Regions from separate parts of the Homo sapiens genome. Here region 2 is linked to region 1. A link is a loop called in an ENCODE intact Hi-C map of the cell type or tissue named here. Cell type or tissue: heart left ventricle. All regions are shown on one strand. Each heading gives the region's core, and the rest is flanking DNA. Links, peaks and the distances in the headings are about the cores only. Region 1 has its middle 95 kb from the start of LINC00161. Region 2 has its middle 160 kb from the start of HEMK2.

Region 1 (10,012 bases), core at 1,031-9,030:
GAGCTTGGGCCTCAAATAGCCTGGCAGATTTCACTCTTGCTTGTCCTAGAATCCTGAGACCATGTGAGTGAGCTCAAGCTAGCGTGCTGGTGCATATGAGGCCATGTGGTGGAAAACCAAGGAGCTCCGGCAGACAGCCCCCAATCACCATGTACGTGAGGCCAGCCTGGATCATCTAGCTGCCAGACAATTTGCCAGCTGACTGCAGACACAGGAGAGGGCCAGGTAGAATGAGCTGAGCTGGGCTGCTCGGAAGAACTGCCCTCAGGATCATGAGCTAACTATTCATTCTTTTAAACCTCTAGGTTTTGAGGCAGTTGTTTCTTTTGCAGCACAAACCAACTCATACGCCACTAAAAACAAAATCAGACATGTCCTCTCCTTTGCTTAAAACGGCAGAATGCTTTCCACCACATGCTATAAGTAAGACCCTGAAGATCAGGATCTTGCTGGCCTCTCCAGGCTTAGCTCTTATTAATCTGTACCTCATGGTTTTCTCTCTGGCAATGTGGAAACACTTAATTTGCCTGTGCACCGTGCTCCTCCTTCCAGTTCCTTTGCTCTTCCTATACCTCCTTTCACATAGTGACCCTCTACATAACCTTCAAATTGCAGACCAGATCCCACCTCCTCCAGAAAGCCTGATGGGTTAGATGCCTTTGCTTATGCTTTTCTAATACTCCATTCATATTCCTACCCCTACACTTAAGGACTTTCTTTTAAAATATTTATGTTAATACCCTCTAAGTAGATTGTGAGCTTCTTGAGGGCAAGATTTGTATCTTGTTTTCGTTGTGTTCCCTCTGCTTAGCAGGGTGAATGACTATTGAATAAATGCATACCCCAAGTTTCAGGAATGTAAAACTAAAATGTGGAAGAAAATGGTACCCATAATTTGTGGCTACTTTGTACCTTCTAAAGATCAAATAACCACCCATGATTTTCATCTATTTATTTTCATGTCTATAAATTCTATTTTTCTCCTTTACAACAAGTTGCTTTCTGATTGAGATATACTTTATGGATTCAAATCAAATTAGAAGCAAGAACACAGAGAATTTTTTTTCTCACTCACAGCAGTTGTAAACTATCATGCTTATATTAAAATTCTTCAAAATGTAAAACTTAAAACTGGTCTCACTTTTTCATAATTCTGAACTCAGAATAAATGAATTCAGCTAGCTTGGCTTCCTAGAGAAATTCTACAATTAATTTCAGAGTAAACTCCTACCCCCGCATAGAAACCCACCTAGCAAGAAGGCTGCTCAAGTCTCAACATTTATGAGCCATGAATGCAAGTGTTGACTGAAAGTTTTTTGCTAACCCCAGGTGGAGAAGTGAGGCATTTGTGTGGCATGAGAGGTCTACGCCAGTCATGCCTCTGGTAATGCGATTCTCAGCTCTGTTGAGAGCAACACATGGGGATTCTTCCATTTTTTTTTTTTTTAATTTCTGTTACATGCAGAGGCAAGTGCCCACTGTTATATCAATGAAAAAATTGTGTATCCAAGTGATCTTTTAATCCCTTTGATTCATTGTGTCTCAAAAATCACACAAATGATAACCTATGAACACATCAATAGGAATGAAGGTTGGAAAGAAAAGAATCCAATGAAAACAAGAAAAATTAACATATCTCAGAATCACCACCCTAATATCATACAATGATGAATAAGATAAGTACATAACACACATACCCTTTCTGCCCACAAAATTGTGGCAAGGCTGAGTCAGTCTATGTACAGAAAAAGATATGAATATTTTGCTTGGAAATCCAGTCTGAAAACAAAGAGAGGAAATGACTTAGCAGAAGATTTGCACATGAACTACCCAGTCGACTCTGAGCACAGCAAATCAAACTGAACTACCTGAATGTGCCACTTGCTTTTAGACATTATCGGATAATCATTATGTCATACTTTTAAAGCTTGTTTAAGATTTCAGGTTTGTCTGTGAGGCTTCTGTCACGTGGCTTCTAAGCAAAAATGATCCCAGTTGTGATTTTGGAAATGCAGTTTTGAAAATTCTGATCACAAGCAATGCTGTATGAGGGACTCGGGTAAAAGTGATGGAGTCGTACTCTCTGCCCTGATTACAAATGAGACAGCACTTGTTTGGATCGAGCATCACAGCACAGATAATTACATAAAATGGGAATGGGAAGCAAGATGCATGTACTGTCATTCTAAGGAGATTATTTTCTTCATTGCAATATTGATTTAACTCCGGACAAAAAAGTACTCCTTTTCGTGAGTTTTGTTTGCCTGAGTCTCTCTGAACTTGGGCAGGTTTCACTTGGCAAATTACAGTGGTGCAGTGGGAGGCAGAGGTTGGACATGAGGGAATGGAAATTTGCAATTAGACAGGCATGCTTAGGGTAGTTAATTTTATGAAATGGAGGCAAAAGTAAAAGCATAATTTGGTGGATCAACGGAAAGCCAAGTTTGATGGTTTTACGTTAAAAAGTGATAAGATGTCTGTTTTTGTCCATCAAGGCTCCATTTTCAGCTCAGACAACAATAAAGCAGTTGCTAGCTCTACAAAAGAGGGCAAAATAGAACCCGTGTCCTAACTGGAGAACATGGGGTGGCCATGTGCGGAAAGCTGCATGTAACCTGTGGCTAGAGAATAGTGTCTGGCATCAAGCAAGTACAACAAGTAGGCAAAAGGGATAAAAAGTTACAGGATGAACCATTATTAGTGGGGTATTTTGAAGGCAAAATTTCCTTGTACTGAAGATACTCAATGTACCAAAAAAGGCAACTTATTTTTAAAGAAGATAGTAATAAAGGTCCCGAATGAAGGAACTACAACCACTGTAGGCAAGTGTGGAACAAGCACAGTGTGGATAAGGGTCTCTACTAGTTTCTTCAGTGGAACTGGCCCTTTAATAAAGCAATGCAACGGGGTGGTCTATGCATGTGTTGTCCAATAGCCACCAGCCACCTGTGGCTATTTAAATTTAAATTAATTAAAATGAGATGAAATAAAATATTCTATTCCTCAAGCATATTTACCACATTTTAAGGGCTCAATTACTACACGTGCCCAGGGCCTAGCATACTGGGCAGCACAGACAAATCAGTTCCATTATTGTAGAAAGTTCTATTAGACAGCACTGAAAGAGCATTGTCTTGGGAGCCTGGGAGTGAATCATGAGTCTGCAACTTAGTAATGGAGTGGCCACTGTTTCCTCATATTTAAAATAGGGCTAGGTGATATAGTACCTACCTCCTGGAGCTATTATGAGGATTAAATAAATGAGTTATTTTTAAATAAGATGTGTAGAACCATGCTTGGTACACAGTAGTGTAGTATCAGTAGTTTTTAAATGAATGGAGCCTGCTGCCTATATTCTATAGTTTGTATATATTTAAGCTCATGTTAATTTTTAGTGGTAATGATGACTAACATTAATTGTACACTTAATCCTTGTGGGCTTGATGTTTTACTTCCTTTGATTTAAGTGCCATTAAAATCTCATGAGGAAGACTTGATTATTACTTAATAGATGAGGATACCTGTAATCCCAGCACTTTGGGAGTCCGAGGTGGGCAGATCACGAGGTCAGGAGGTGGAGACCAGCCTGGCCAACATGGTGAAACCCTGTCTTTACTAAAAAATACAAAAATTAGCTGGGTGTGGTGGCAGGCACCCGTAATGCCAGCTAGCTTGGGAGGCTCAGGCAGGAGAATCACTTGAAACCGGAAGGTGGAGGTTGCAGTGAGCCGAGATGGCACTACTGCATGCCAGCCTGGGAGAAAGAGCGAAACTCCATCTAAAGAAAAAAAAAAAAAAAGATGAGGACATTAAACACATAGATCATAGATCATTCAGAGTTAATTTTGAACTTTGCTGACTTTTAACTGCTATAGCATTTACCTGCGTGATAAACTACCAGACTCCCAAGTCTATGCTATATTGTTTTTTATCCTTTAAACTAAATGTAACACATGTCTTTCCTGGCTTTAACTCTGAGTTAAAGAAATGTTCAAGAATACCTGGTGTAATAGTAACAGCTAACCTTCACAAGCACTTAACATATGCATCACATAGCACGTAATATGTGTCAGTCACTGAGCTAGAAACTTTATATGCAGTATATTAATTAATTTTATCCTTATAATACGTCTATAAGTTACAAACTTGTATTACCCCATTTTATAAATGAGCAAATTTAAGCTCAGAGAGGTTCGGTAAATTGTCTAAGTTCATATAACCAGTAAGTCACACAACTACCCCAAGGACTCAAATCCTATTTCTAATGTCTGTTTTCATAAGCCCTGTGCATACTGTCTTTCAGTAGAGAGTACAAGAATACACAGGTAGTTGACCTAGGGGGATGCTGCCTGACTAGTGCAAATACTGGTGCTCAGAATAGACAAAGTCAAGGAACTTCACTTAATAGCTACTTATCTACTTAAACAAGGCTATTTTTGTCCTGTGCTATGCGTGCATATCCTGACTCGCCCTTTCCTTGGGGAAAATTGGGAGAAAATAGTACATACATGGAAATGTACTGTTAGCTACTGCGACAGATTTGGCAAGGGCTGTGGACCACAGCCTCTCAGCAAAGGAGGAGAGCATCCCTGCCAGCAAATACCTGCTTCCCAAGCTCAGTTCCATAGGATTCCCCCCTTGCACACTTCCCAGTCTCCTTCCAAATCAGCTGGATCCCCGTGAGAAAAGGAAAAGTGATGTATTTGGGAAGTCAGATCTAAGCAAAGACCAACTCTCTGCTTGGAGTTCTCAAAATAATTTTTAATGAGATAAAGCTTCTTGAGTCAGAGGATATGACATTCTCATTTGCATGATTCAGAATGGCAGTGACGCCACGGGCAGTCAGTCATTGGAAAGGAGTTCCCGAACATGAAACGCTGAACAATTAAACAGGCACTGTAGCTGGCACAGAATGAATTATCTTAGATAACCGAAGCCTGTTCCATTGGGCCCAGCACAGGAAGCTGGTGACTATCAGAACTTCACAGTAGGTTATTCCTGTTACCGCCCTAACGTTTTCCTGGTGTGGAGACGGATGGCAGATAGGTTTCAGAAGGAGAAGTTGCTGAACTTCTTACCCTGAGCATAGTGTACAGTGCTTATTTACTTACACCTTTGTCTTTGCAATGGCTCAGAGAACTATTCGTATTGTATTACAATGGGAATTTGTAACCTGGTAGCCACGCAGAGGAAAAAGCTCTTTAAGTCATCTCGAAGTCATATACAGAAGGTTGATTTTGTGTCTTGAGAAAAGGGTTCACAGTTCCTGTTATATTCTGAAATGGGCCTCTGGTTTCTAAAAGAACAGAACTTTAAAAAATACTTGGCATTTAAAAAAATACTTGGGAATGTGGGTATGACTGCCAGACTTAGCTACTAACAGCCCATTTATTTGGTAGGCTTCCTGTTCAGTCTCTTCTATTCCCTAAAAAAGTTGCCATAATTTTGAAAACAAATAGACCCAGAGAATTGCCCTGTGTGCTTTTAGAATCACAGTTTCCACCTAAGTAGGAGTTTAAGATCTCACCTGTGGATTTTCAATAGTAAATGATGTCAGTAGTAAAGGTGAGGTATTTGTGGATCATCCTGGCTCATGGGGAGAGACAGCTTTGTTCATTTTCTCTTTGTGACTATGCACACTAGTGCTGGCAGGCCTTTTGACAACTGAGGACTGCATTCCTAACCTCTGTAGAGACCCAGCCTTGCCCTTTCAGTACACAGGTTCAGACTTGCTTCCTCTCAGGCCACCTGGAGCAAGTACTCCTTCTATAGTGATGTCAGTCCCCATAATCTCATCCAGTGGGTGAGTGTATCACAATCAGAGTTTGGTGGCTGGTTTTAGAGAAAAGCTGTGGATTGTGAAAATGGGGTCCGATCAAGTGGCAGTAATGCTAGGAGCCATAGGAATGGGAGGAAATAGGACTCTGACTATAAATTTCTTATGTGATGTGTTGACAGTTGAAATAAGCCACTTGCAGCAGGAGAAAACCTGTCTACACTGCGTCTGCTTTTTGCTCATCCCACCGTCAAACTCCAGTGCTATCTTTTCTATGGTGATTCATCAGGGAGGCATTTGCTGCCAAGAAATCACTTATTTTGGTTTTCTTTTAGCTACTGTCATTAGCTAAATCCAAACTGTACAGCAAGAATTGGAAGAGAGAGTTAGAAGCAGCCATCCTGATAAAGTTTTCTATAAATATAACTTTTTCCCCTGTAAGCCAAAAGTTATAAGAACAAATAGTTTGATTTCTATTTTACCGTGTGGACAGAGAAACAGACTTGGTAATGTTGACATCGATAGAAAATGAAAACACATTTTGTGACTGCTCTCTAACACTTCTTTCTACTAAACCGAAGAATGGTTGGAAAAAATGAAAACATCTTATGCTGTTACTGAGAATAATTGGTCAAGAAACTCTTCTGTTTAAAAAAATTGAAGTTATTTAATTATAAAAGGTTAAAATGCAAGAAAATTCACTTTCAACTACAATTTTGCTGCCACAACTGATAAAAACATGTGACATAGTAGAGATCTCATTTAGAGTTCTTACTCTGATAAAAGCTAGGAGACTGTTAGATTTTGGGGTTCCACCCAAGACACACTGATTTCTACAATCTGCATTTTAATAAGACTCTCAGGGAATTTGTATGCACATTTAAGTTTGAGAAACTCTGATATAGGGTAATATTTCACAAACTTAGATAACCATCATAATTGCTTATGTGTAGAGCTCTTCAGAAATATATTGTACAGAGATAATTCATGAGTCTTATTCAACTCACTCATTGTTTTAACAAACTTTCGCCTTTACTTCAGTAAGATATTGACTAGTTACCACAGCAAGCTGACTAGTCCTGGTTTGTAGCTAATTCTCTAGTATTCCAAAGCATTTCTGCACACTCCACTTGATTGTGTTTACTGGATACTGTTGTGTTTGTTCATAAGCCTGCTGATGGTGCAATGTAAATAATATAAATTGATAAAATCTGAGTGTGAAGAGAGTGATACCATTTATTTGTTGTTGTATGTGGACAGGGCAACTGTAAGTGATAAAAAAAATTTTTTTAAATCTAAGAGGTTAGGCTCCTGTTTTTTTTTTTTTAACAAAGTCTTGAAGTCTTCACTCCAAAGAAACTAAAACTGGAGATTATATATCTTGTCTTTGTGTGTGAAATACACAAGAAAATGGCTTTACTGTTTAATCAGTAGACTTATATGAGAAAAAGCCTGTACTTGACATAAAAAGTCTGTCAAATGCATATGTTTATGTTTTAGTTTCATATAAAGGATTAACCTTAAAGATGTACATATGCCATTTTTTTTCTGATTTCTTGCTTTATGAAACTTTTGGGTTGGGCAAATTGTATGCTAGTTATAATTTTGTCAGGGTTTCTACTACACATATTTCCAGATCTCATCCAAGACCACTGAATTAGGGTGGGGTTTAGAATATGTATTTTTAAAAAGACCTGCCATTCAGCTAGGATTGGAAATTATTGAAGTAGAGAATCCTGGTTGACCAAGCAACATTACGGAAGTAGAAAAACTTTTACAGGTTTAGATATTTTAAGAATGTTACTAGCACATTTGCTAAAGAATTTCCAGAATTTTTACAATAAAAAGCAATCTCACCTGATTCCACAGATAATCTTTTGGATATTGTCTCCTTTCCTAGTATGATGTTTTTGAAGTTTTCCTGGGACTGGACCAGCTGGTCCCTCTGAAACTGTCCATTTATAAACCAGGAAGAGGGAGAGCTTTGGATCAAAATTTCCCTATGTCAGTTTTGGAATATCTAAATTTTCCTCTGCACCCCAACCCCATTGAAGTTGGTGAGAGAGGCACACATACTTTGTTTGGGGAGATTCATTACTCTCTAGTGACTTCCTGTTTCCTTAGTCACTGTTAAACCTACATAAAAAACTGAGCTTAATTAATCATTAACTTTCTTTTTTTAAAATTTTATTATTATTATACTTTAAGTTTTAGGGTACATGTGCACAACGTGCAGGTTTGTTACATATGTATACATGTGCCGTGTTGGTGTGCTGCACCCATTAACTCGTCATTTAGCATTAGGTGTATCCCCTAATGCTATCCCTCCCCCCTCCCCCCACCCCACGACAGTCCCCAGAATGTGATGTTCCCCTTCCTGTGTCCATGTGTTCTCATTGTTCAATTCCCACCTATGAGTGAGAACATGTGGTGTTTGGTTTTTTGTCCTTGCGATAGTTTGCTGAGAATGATGGTTTCCAGTTTCATCCATGTCCCTACAAAGGACATGAACTCATCATTTTTTATGGCTGCATAGTATTCCATGGTGTATATGTGCCACATTTTCTTAATCCAGTCTATCGTTGTTGGACATTTGGGTTGGTTCCAAGTCTTTGCTATTGTGAATAGTGCTGCTATAAACATATGTGTGCATGTGTCTTTATAGCAGCATGATTTATAATCCTTTGGGTATATACCCAGTAACGGGATGGCTGGGTCAAATGGTATTTCTAGTTCTAGATCCCTGAGGAAATGCCACACTGACTTCCGCAATGGTTGAACTAGTTTACAGTCCCACCAACAGTGTAAAAGTGTTCCTATTTCTCCACATCCTCTCCAGCACCTGTTGTTTCCTGATTTTTTAATGATCGCCATTCTAACTGGTGTGAGATGGTATCGCATTGTGGTTTTGATTTGTGTTTCTCTGATGGCCAGTGAAAAAAAAGAAAGTTAATGATTAATTAAGCTTTATAACTTTACAGCAAATCGGCCTTAAGATATGTTAAAGCTTTATCCTTTTATTAACATTGTGGCATTAAGATGTAGTGGAAAATACATAGGATTTGGAGTCAGATATACTTGATTACAAATTGTAATACTCATACTCACAAATTGTGTGAAGTTATGACTCTCAAATCCTGTTACTTTAATAAAATCTTTTTGAAAGTTAAATAAAATAATATATCAAAAAAAAAAAAAGAAACTGAGCAAAGGGGGTTTTGAGAAGACTAAGCTGTACTGATTCCCTCTGGACCAGTGGACTAAGCTTGTCCTTCGATCCCCTGATCTGGTTTATGCAGCCACTGTATATGCCTTCCAGGCCCCTGCGGAAACCTGGATACTGGTAGGTTATGTCTCTATGGAAAGATAAACAACCTTCACATGACAGGAGGGCTGGAAAATGAGATTATCACCTGCTTTTTAAATTAGAGATGGCAGCTACAGTTATTCCTGGATCAGATTTGAGTCTTGTCTTTAAGGCTTTAAGAATGTACATTTTAAAAATGATGTTTTAAGTGAGCTGTCTTCTGGACTTGCCATGCTGCCTGCGGTCCACTCTTCTAGCTGCTCTGCATAGCTCCAATATTTGGCTGTCAGATACATACCCAATGTCTACATGAGCATTTGTTTATATTAGGGCCTTTGCTTTGGAAGTGCACATTCTGGCTATTTTGGATGAAAAATGCCATGATGTATTTTGATGTGTAGGATCTGGGTTGGAATATCTGCTCGATGTCGAGGTGATTGCGTGACCACGCTAAACCTAGGCCCACTTATTTATAACTGGAGACAACACCACAGCACTGTCTCCCTTGGCTTCAGAATCTGGCTGTCTGGTTATAATTTGCCACCCACCTCCTCCTTTCTAATTACCAGTGAGACTTTAGAGAAAGAGGTAATCCAAATCCAAGCACACTAAATGCATCAAATGTCTTTGAGAAGAGACCTGCCAAGACTCTGGGGTAAATTCTATGGTTTCTCACATTATGCCTGTGTTTCCCAGACTTGCGTGATCTTAAAAGTCCTTGTGTATGGGGAGGGATGAGGAAGGGCTGTACTTAAAAAATGTAGATCCCAAGCCTTCCCAGGAATTTTCACTCACTTGGTCTGTTGGGGGTGCGAGCAGGTGATTCTTATGAACAGGTAAGTTCAAGAATCCCCACTTTAACTAATATTTTGGGATTTATTTCATTCTGATGCTTTAATACTGCAAGCTCAATAAATTATGACCAGGGA
Region 2 (10,012 bases), core at 1,374-9,373, 91 kb before region 1:
GATACTCTGACCTTCCCTATATTGGGTCGTAAAGATGACAGTTTGTTCTCCACGTGTGTTTTGCATTATTTCCCAATTATTTTTTAATTAGAAAAACTGGGCAAGGGAGTGGTGTGCTGTTTATCACTCGACAACCCGTCTTCTAAAAACCTCAACGTGAAAACTCTCCATAGATATTAGTTTCTTGCAAGAATTTCTGTAGGCCAAGCTTGTCCAACCCACAGCCTGTGGGCCACACGCGGCCCAGGACAACTTTTAATGCAACACAAAACAAATTTATAAACTTTCTTAAAACATTATGAAATTTTTTTGTGATTTTTTTTTTTTTTTTGCTTATCAGCAATCGTTAGTGTTAGTGTATTGTACGTGTGGCTCAAGACAGTTCTCTTTTTCCAGTGTGGACCAGGGAAGCCAAAAGATTGGACACCCCTGCCGTAGACATTTCTGCAAGTGAAATAGTTGGGATCCAGCTTTGCCTGAGACAGTGCTCTTCCAGTCCCTCTGCTATCAACAAAAATGCCCACGCTCTTTCTAGGCACTGCTATAGGACTTGGCAGAGGCTTATGTGCTTTGAGGTCCCTTTACCTCTAAGCCCATTCACAAACATTTTCTAGGCCACGGTCTTGGTTTTGCCATTTGCTCCTATTAAAACCCCTCCCATTCAAGGCCTAGATCTCAGGCATGAACATCTCAAGTGCATGCAAAGCCAGCGTAGGAGGAATTTTGGGGCTTAAGCAGCAACTAAATTTGGAGGTTACTTGAAGAGGAGAACAACAGGCTTTCGCACCTGCCCATGTTATTTTGGGGAGAAGTAGAGACAGAGAAACCTAGAAGATTATTAAATAATTAAAGACTTTCCAGAAAGCATTAATAAGGCCACAAGTATTTGGGTGCCCTTTGCTTTTTCTCATGCATTCTCAATTCAGGGAAACTAAATGAGTACACTCTCAGTCCCAAAGCTTCAGTGTTCCTGGCCATGTTTAAAGCATGGTCTGGGAATGGACACTGTATGAATAGCCCCTCACCAGGAGTCACAGCTCCCTGGAGGGTGGAGAGTGGGCACTGCTTGATCCCTTCTGTAGGGAAAGAGGGAGAGATCTGTGTCCTGGCAGCTTGAGAAGATTAAAATGTACTGTCTTCAGTTTCTTCCCTTGTGTCCTATTTCAGAATCTGTTAAAAAAGTATTTAAATCAGAAAAACAGCATTTGGATTTTATAAAATACAACAGATCAATTCCTACTTGTGGTTTTACCCTGGAGCTTGGCATGGAGAACAGTTTTAACAGACATTTTTCAAAAATCATTAGGCTCACCAAAATTCAAGCTGGCCCATGACATTTGGATTGGATCCATTTTTTTTAAGCTAATACTTTTCCACCCCCTGTGGTCTGTAGCTTTTAATCATTCCCTCTACATCATGAGTTTAGAAGAAAACAAGTATTTGCCTACCGAAGACATACTTAAGAGTTCTTCCATGTTCATGGATTTCTGGGCAAACATAACCACTTGAATAGGAAAGAAAAGCACAGTTGATAAATTTCCCACCCTTTAGGGAGGCCCCATGATTTCTAATAACTCCTGATTTCTACTGCTCAGCCCTGTCAATTTCCTTTGGGCCTAGCCTGGTGATACACTCATTTTCATATCTGTATTAGATTATTTAGGGCAATCCAAAGTCATAGGTGATAATTATTAAAATGGAATTTTATTTTAGAGGACATTAAATACTTTTAATGTAGGATGATTATGGGATGTGTCTACATAGTTAATTTGTAAAGGCATGTCATTTTATTAGGGCACTGAATTAGTTTCCTATTGCCACTGTAGCAAATTACCACAAACTTAGAGTTTAAGACAACACAAATTTATTATTTTCTAGTTCTGGAGGTCCCAAGTCTGAAATGGGCCTCACTGGGCTAAAATTGCACCCTGCATTCCTTGGCTCATGGCCCTGAATCGCTCCAATCTCTGTTTCCATTGTCACATGTATTGCTATAATTAAATAGCAGCAGACTGCTTCAGATTATTATGTGTATGCATACACACACTTCATGAAAAACAGAAGCATTTTTAAAATGAGGGATATTGGCCCTATTTTTTTAATTGGGAACAGAAGAATTTATCAGTTTATTTCAAGCAAGCCCTCAGGCTTACTTGAATGAAACAGGTCTGGTCTGAATTGATTTTCTTCCCAAAGAAATCAGGCTTATAAACAAGTGGTCCTATTTGAACATCAAATTTACCTACGCATTGCAGGTTATCTAATAAGTCCATGCACAGGCATTTTTAACATCCCCACAAATTAATCTATTATATGCACTTCTTTTCTTCTCCAATAAATCTTAAATCTACAAACTAAAGGCCCAAATCAAATGATTGCACTTCATGAATTCTATAGCATCCATAATGGATGTGGCTCCTTTGTTATTTTGAGCACGCAGGGTGCAACTTTGAAAGGTTAGCTAATGTATTTTTTGTTGCTAGAAACTATTTGTCCTCTATCCTTCCCTCCTTTCCAGGCAGCTGCCTGGGCATTAGGTTTTACTAACTTCTCCTGAGGATGATGTAACCAAACCAAAGAGTTGATTCTTAGTTTTTGGGTTTCAAACGCTTGGGCTTTGAATTTCATAAGGCAAAACTAAGAAAGACTTTGGGACCATACAATTATTCCAAAGCCACTGAAGTGTATGTAAATGTGTGGGTGTCCTGGGGATGCATCTCCTTCCCAAGGGAATACGTGGGGACTGAGACAGTGTCAACAAAATCAACCTCCAGATCCTCAAATCCCCTATATTTGCTTTTCTCAGACTCATCTCTCCATAGGCACCCTTATGACTTGCAGAGTTTCTTGCTTATTTTTTCTCCCCACACTTGCCCTTTTCATGTTCCTACTTCCATCCTTTGATTCACTCCTTATCTTGCTATGGTGGAAAAACCCAAGCAAAGGGACCCTGTGAACTAGTACTGATATTGAGAAAACTAATTGATCTGATAACTGGGGACCACATTCTTTTACAATGATTTTTTATTCTTTGCTCAGAATAAAGTTTGAAAACCTACTTAGGATATTCTAAATAATTTTTTTTTTTTTTTTTTAGATAGGGTCCTACTCTGTTGCCCAGGCTGGACTGCAGTGGTGCAAGGATTCTCATGCCTCATCCTCCCAAGTAGCTGGGATTACAGGCACCCACCACCACTCCCGGCTAATTTTTGTATTTTTAGTAGAGATGGGGTTTTGACATGTTGGCCAGGCTGGTCTCGAACTCCTGACCTCAAGTGATCCACAGGCCTTGGCCTCCCAAAGTGCTGGGATTACGGGCATGAGCCACTGTGCCTGGCCTGAAAATAATCTTTGACGGTAGACTACTATGCTATGTTTAGGATGTAACTCTAAAAAATCTCAAAGAAGTGAAAGACACTGCTATAATAAAATCGATTCTATTTTCAACTACTTAAATAAATTCTTTTTGGACAAGTCTTTTCAGTGCTATTTTTTAAACAAAGAACAACATTGATATTAACCTCTGTCTCATTCTATTGATAAATAGTATTCATTCATGGAGAGATTAACTAATTAGAAAAATCAGACCAGTCCCGCCCATTTCATTGAGATGATTTTCCATTAAAATTTAAATTTTTAAGTTTATTTATTAATATTTAAAATATATTTGTATTGTTTTGATCAGTTGTGAACTAAGTAAAACATAGTATGGTAATTCCCCAAATAAAACTTAAAAATATACATTTGAACCTATATAGTCAAAGGACCTTTTTTAAAAAATGTTAATTTATACCCTTTTCTGTGGTGAATTATGTTAATAATTAGTTAAATTCTTATTTAGTTAAATTTAGTTAAATTATTTCAAGTATATTATTGTATTAGAATAAAGTTCTGTGGGGAAAATGGAATGGAAATATGACTTTAAGGAACATTATAAAACAAGATAAGCATGTACATTTATATCGTTAAGTGAACAGTGATGAGTATCCCATTTCTTTGGAATTTAAATTCCACTGGAAACATTTGAAGGATCTGAGTAACAATTTTATTTTAGACTTTCAATATTTACAATTTACTGGAAGTCACTTTTAGCAACTACTTAAACTGATGACCAAGAAAGCCTATAGATGTCAACCTAATAATGTGCTAGGGGGTACAATGTCTTTTGAAATTATTTTAGGGAATAGATGAGTAAAAATAGACAAATTGAAGACCAAATTATAAAAATCATCCAGAATTATTTAAAAGCAAGACTTGAAATGAGATTGAGAATCTGGACTGCGGATGGCAGAGAGCATTGCTTCTGACAGTAACTGGGGTCTGAGTCAGGACATGATAGAACTTGCAGAGTTCAGTCTGAGAGTTGGCAGCACCTAAGCCCTCACTCTTGTCTGGTATCCCTGGAAAGCTGTTGATGTGTGGTTAGGAGAAGGCTAAGGGGGAGAAATGCCTGAGATTTCATCAAGTTCCCTCCATGTGTTTCCTCCCAGTATTCACTCTGAGTTTGCAGCTCAGTTGTCTGCAGTGATTACCTGTCTCATGAATGTATCCCTTTTAGTTTACCTCCCTTCCTAGTCTCACTTTCTCCATTGCCCTACCTGTGCTTTCTGAGGTTATCTCCCAAATAAACTACCTGCACCCAGCTTCTATCTCAGAATCTGTATTTGGGGGACATCAAAACCAAGAGATGTGCCATAAGTCACTTACTTACATGGAATAGATTTAATTTCAATACAATTTAGCATGCATTTATTGGGTGCATGCTAGGTTGGCTCTAGGGACACCCAACAACATTGATTGACTTATTAATCAGGATGGAAGTCAGGACTATCAGCTGGTCCTCTGTACTGAGTGTACATAGAGAGATTTAGGGAAAACTGACCTTAAAGAAATTAATCTTAAAAAGGTGTGATACCACTTTGGGAGGTCAAGGAGGGCGGATTGCTTGAGGCCAAGAGTTTGAGACCAGCCGGGCCAACATGACAAAACTCCGCCTCTACCAAAAAAATTCAAAAAATTAGCCGGCATGGTGGTGTGCACCTGTAGTCCCAGCTACTCAGGAGGCTGAGGCAGGGGAATCACTTGAACCCAGGAGGTAGAGGTTGCAGTGGGCTGAGATCATGCCTTTGCACTCCAGCCTGGGTGACAGAGTGAGACCCTGTCTCAAAAAACAAAAACAAAAACAAAAACAAAAAACCTGATACATGTAGTGAAGAAGCTGATCTGTCAAAAGCCAGAAAGCAAATGCAGAGGCATACTAAAGTCAGATGTTTAGGGGAATTCTTTTGGAATAACTAATTTTTCATCAAACAGGTTTTTCTTCTTATGAAATTTGCTGGCGCTCTGTTATTATAATCAGGAACTATAAGGAACCCAAATGTAGCGTCTGGTTAAAAAACAAACAAACAAACAAACAAGCAGTTAAGTTTTATTTGTAAGAGCAAATAAAAATCATGTTCTATTATGGAGTTAATAGGAAATAAGCAGGTTTTCCCCCTTAGCTTTCATTACAGCTCATGCAAATGCTAGTAATGCAATTATGTAAATATCTAGTTGAGGTTTGGAGTGCTGCCTTTATTATTTAACTCTAAAGTTATAAAATGCCTTATTTGCATATTACATTTTACAGCAATGGTATAAAGCTTATAAACAAGGTTCTATTTTTTAGAGAAGTGTTTAAAACAGAGGTTTCTGCCAGTGAGAATATGAGCCTTACCTAGTATTTAGCCTTGAGCTTTGAGCAAGGGATTATGTTGATAGCCATAAATGAAGAAAACCAAAATTAAAGAAAAATAAAAAGCACGTTAATAACTCTCACAAGTAATTAGCAAACAGAGTCCAAGGGCTTGAGGAAGGGATTGAGTTTCTGATCTCTCTTGGGTGGTTCCTCAACGTGTGTGACCTTGACCAAGTATTGTCCTCACTTCTTCCATCTGTGAAGATGAAAGCAACTCTTAATACTTAGAATCATTGCTGAGGCCTTGGTGTCAGTTGGTTCACTTTCTGATGGTCAAAGTTACGGAATAACTCCTTTTCTCACCACAAAGTTGCAGCATTTTAATAAGGAACAGGCTTGAGTCAGAAAAAAAGACACACCATGGCAAGGCAGTGCTGGCTGCGTATCTTCATAGCATGTCTGAGCTGGAAAGAAGCTGAATTATCATCTAATTTTAAAAAATCATTTTTGGGTTCGTAGTACGTGCCAGGCTAAACACTGTGCTAAAACTTTACAAAGATGATCTCACTCCTTCATTTCATCAGTCCCATGAGGCGGGGATGATTATCAACATCTTATTGATGAAGAAACAAGCTCCAAGAGGTAATGTGGCCAACGTCTTAAACTTGAAGTTGAAGAGCAAGAATCTGAGCCCTGTTTTAGATTTTTAATCTCTGTGTAAACTTCTTCCTTTTGTTCCATCTTTTCTCTTTAGAAATAAAGCCCTTGGAAACTCTGTGATATGCCAAGATCCCCAGGGTAATAAGTAACAGAGAGACTTCGAATGCAGGTTTTCTGAGTCCCAGGCTGGTGATGCGGTTCAGCAACACCTGCTACTAATCCAGGCTTCCCTGTGTAGCAGAGGAGTTGTCTCCATGCAAGTGTGCAGTGACATGTAGACTAATTGTTCTCAGTGTTTTAAAATGAAATCTAGGCCAGGAACAGTGTCTCATGCCTGTAATCCCAGAACTTTAGGAGGCTGAGATGGAAGGATCTTTTGAAGCCAAGAGTTTGAGACCAGCCCAGGCAACATAACAAGACTCTGTCTCTACAAAATAAAAATAAAAAAAAATTAGCTGGTCATGGCAGTGTGCAACTGTAGGCGCCAGCTACTTGAGAGGCTGAGGCAGGGGATTGCTTCTGCCCAGGAGTTGGAGGCTGCAGTGAGCTATGATTGCACCACTGCACTCCAGCGTGGGTAACAGAGAGAGAGACTTGTCTCTATTTTTTTTTTTTTTAATAAAAGAAATCTACAAGGCCTGTATGGAGTTCTGAAGATGCAGATCCTGCAGGTATAAAAGAGAGTCAGGCTCCTCTCATGGCCTTTCTGGATGCTTTTTGTTTGTTTGTTTGTTTGTTTGTTTGAGACTGAGTTTCGCTCTTGTTGCCCAGGCTGGAGTGCAATGGCGCGACCTTGGCTCACCACAACCTCCGCCTTCTGGGTTCAAGCGATTCTCCTGCCTCAGCCTCCTGAGTAGCTGAGATTACAGGCATGCGCCACCATGCCCGGCTAATTTTTTTGTATTTTTGGTAGAGACGGGGTTTCTCCATGTTGGTCAGGCTGGTCTTGAACTCCCGACCTCAGGTCATCCGCCTGCCTCTGCTTCCCAGAGTGCTGGGATTACAGGCGTGAGCCACCGTGCCCGGCCTATGGATGCCTTTCTTCCCAGGAATAACCAGCACAGGAGCCAGGTCATTGTCCTTTGCTAATAAGTGAATATAATCATTATTTTTTAAATGGAAACAACTCTCTCAAATAATTTTCAATTGATTTTTGAAACAACAAACAAGCAGCTTTATATGGTCAGCTTAAGCAGTTTTGTTTTACAAATCCTAAGTCTGTTTATTTAGCACATTTCTGCCTCTTCCATCGGACTCCTGTTCCTGCTGGCTTGGTTCTTCATTTACCTAGCACCTTAGTTCATCTGCAAACTTCACTGTATGCTATCTCTTCTCATTTGAAAAGTTCTTTTTCTAATATTTATCCCCAAATCCCCCTTTAAATTTTTTTGTATTCTCTTTTATCAATTTTTTTTAACCAGTAAAATCGGTATATTTTTACTCTATCTTCCTACCTTTTGACCTGCGTTTCTATACTAGATCTAGATGGAAGACAACACAATATCCTCACATTCATGGTGGCTCAATTTTTGCAAAACCTTGCAAAACTTTTGGAAGTTAATTCCTTTATAAAAATGTCTGTTTCTTTTTATATCTTCAGAGAATGCAACTGAGGCATAAGCTATGATTTCTATTTACTGATAAGTAATTTTTATTTTATGGGTTTGATGATTGCATCAAATAGGTGTATGTGTGTGTGTGTGTGTGTGTGTGTGTGTGTGTGTGTGATGGTTAAGAATGTGAGCTATATTAATTAGGTCAAATCTGGCTCAAATCTAGTGTGACCTGGGGCAAATCACTTCACTTTTCTTTGCCTCAGTTTTTCATTTGCAAAATGAATAGCATCTATCCCTGAGAATTCCAGTGAGGATCAGTCAAGTTAATATATGTAAAGTAATATATGTAATTAGTAATATATGTAAAGTACTTAGAACAGTGCCTGGCTCAGAGTAAGTAGGATGTAAGTATAGCTGTTATATGGTGGTCTAGTTCACTATTTTCACTATAAATTCTTACTATAAATCCTCCCAATTCAGCTGTTTATTTCAAATCAGCACTGTCTAATACAAACACAATGCAGTCCATATAAGCCATGTAACGTTTTCTAGTGGCCACATTTAAAAAAGGTTAAAAAAAGATAAAATTAATTTCAATACTTTTAATGCCTATTATGTAAAAATACTTCAATATGGAATCAATAGAAAAATTATTCATGCTGGGCGTGGTGGCTCATTCCTGTCATCCCAGCATTTTAGGAGGCTGATGTGGGAGGATACCTTGAGCCCAGGAGTTCGAGACCAGCCTGGGAAACATGGTAAAACCTCTCTCTACAAAAAATACAAAAATTAGCTGGGCATGGTGGTGCATGCCTGTAGTCCCAGCTACCAGGGAGGCTGAGGTGGGAGGATGGATGGAGCCCTGGAGGTCGAGGCTTCATTGAGCTATGATTACACCACTGCACTCCAGCCTGGGAGACAGAGCAAAATCCTGTCTCAAAAAATATTCACAAGCAGTTTTACATTATTTTTATCATACTGTGTCTGAAATCGACATCTCAATTTGGACTAGCCACATTCAAGTACTCAGTGACTACTTTTGCTGGTAGCTACTATACTGAGCAGTAGCAATCCATACTGTCAAACATTAAGTGTAAAATCCTAAGATAATACCTCTTTTGCCATGGATAGTTTGTGTGATATTATTACCAGATTATTTACTAATACTATATACATAGCAATAGGGTTGGGCTCAAGAAGTATGGAGAAGAGGTACAAGTTTGTCTGGTGTTTCTCCAGCTCCAGTTGAGTGCTCTCCTATTTCGCATGACACTTTCTTAGTTTCTCACGGTGGAGCCCATCAAAACCTCCATCCAGGCCCTTATATATGTATTTTTTGAGATGGAGTTTTGCTCTTGTTGCCCAGGCTGGAGTGCAGTGGCGCAATCTCGGCTCACTGCAACATCCACCTCCCAGGTTCAAGCAGTTCTCCTGCCTCAGCCTCCTGAGTTGCTGGGATTACAGGCGCCCGCCACCATGCCCAGCTAATTTTTGTATTTTTATTAGAGACGGGGTTTTGCTATGTTGGCCAAGCTGGTCTCAAACTCCTGACCTCAGGTGATCCGCCCACCTTGGCCTCCCAAAGTGCTAGAATAACAGGCATGAGCCATCATGCCTGGCCCCAGGCCCTTATATTTTAACATTACTGTCTGTTCTGGGTCCTATTCATACTCCAGGACCATAATGTGATGCAGTTCAGTTGATTCTCATTATTCATAGTAATTGTCTTCTATAAAGTCACTGTAAACACTGAATTAGCAAATACTGAACCATTGCTCCTAGGGGAAATACAGGGTTATGCTCCCAGGAGCCTCTGGTCACAGTATGTTCACTATCTGATCATCACATACCTTATGTGTGTTTCTATTTAAAATCACCTTATTTACTGTCTATTGTTGGATTGTTAGTATTGAACTCATGGCCAACAATACTGTAGCTCAGGTTTGAATGAAGCTTGCCTAACACATATACTAGACAACACTTCAGCACTGTGCTTGGGAACTTTTTAAGCAGTGAAATCATCAAACCGAAGCACACAAATGTAAAAAACAGGGCAGTAAATAGACAGTTAAAAGGACACTTGTTTTACAGTATGTCCACTGAAACAAGAAGGCAGCAT

What was found. Hi-C counts contacts between places; a loop is a spot of excess contacts. Peaks named below come from ENCODE experiments on the same cell type or tissue, not always from the same donor. Only the 100,000 strongest peaks of a DNase experiment are listed, where the experiment ranks them.
Region 2: a loop joins it to region 1, with 2.0 times the contacts of the local background. A loop is called at or near these places in 8 of 110 quality-filtered maps.

What each region holds. Positions count from the first base shown.
Region 1 is chr21:28,628,889-28,638,900 of GRCh38, reverse strand. It overlaps a transcript of HEMK2 not described here. Among named protein-coding and RNA genes, the nearest start is that of LINC00161, 95 kb to the right of the region's middle. In heart left ventricle, for the core only: no CTCF peak of the experiment used is centred there; a DNase peak (open chromatin) is centred at 4,850; H3K27ac peaks cover 4,302 bases.
Region 2 is chr21:28,719,953-28,729,964 of GRCh38, reverse strand. It overlaps a transcript of HEMK2 not described here. Among named protein-coding and RNA genes, the nearest start is that of HEMK2, 160 kb to the left of the region's middle. In heart left ventricle, for the core only: no CTCF peak of the experiment used is centred there; no DNase peak of the experiment used is centred there; H3K27ac peaks cover 1,630 bases.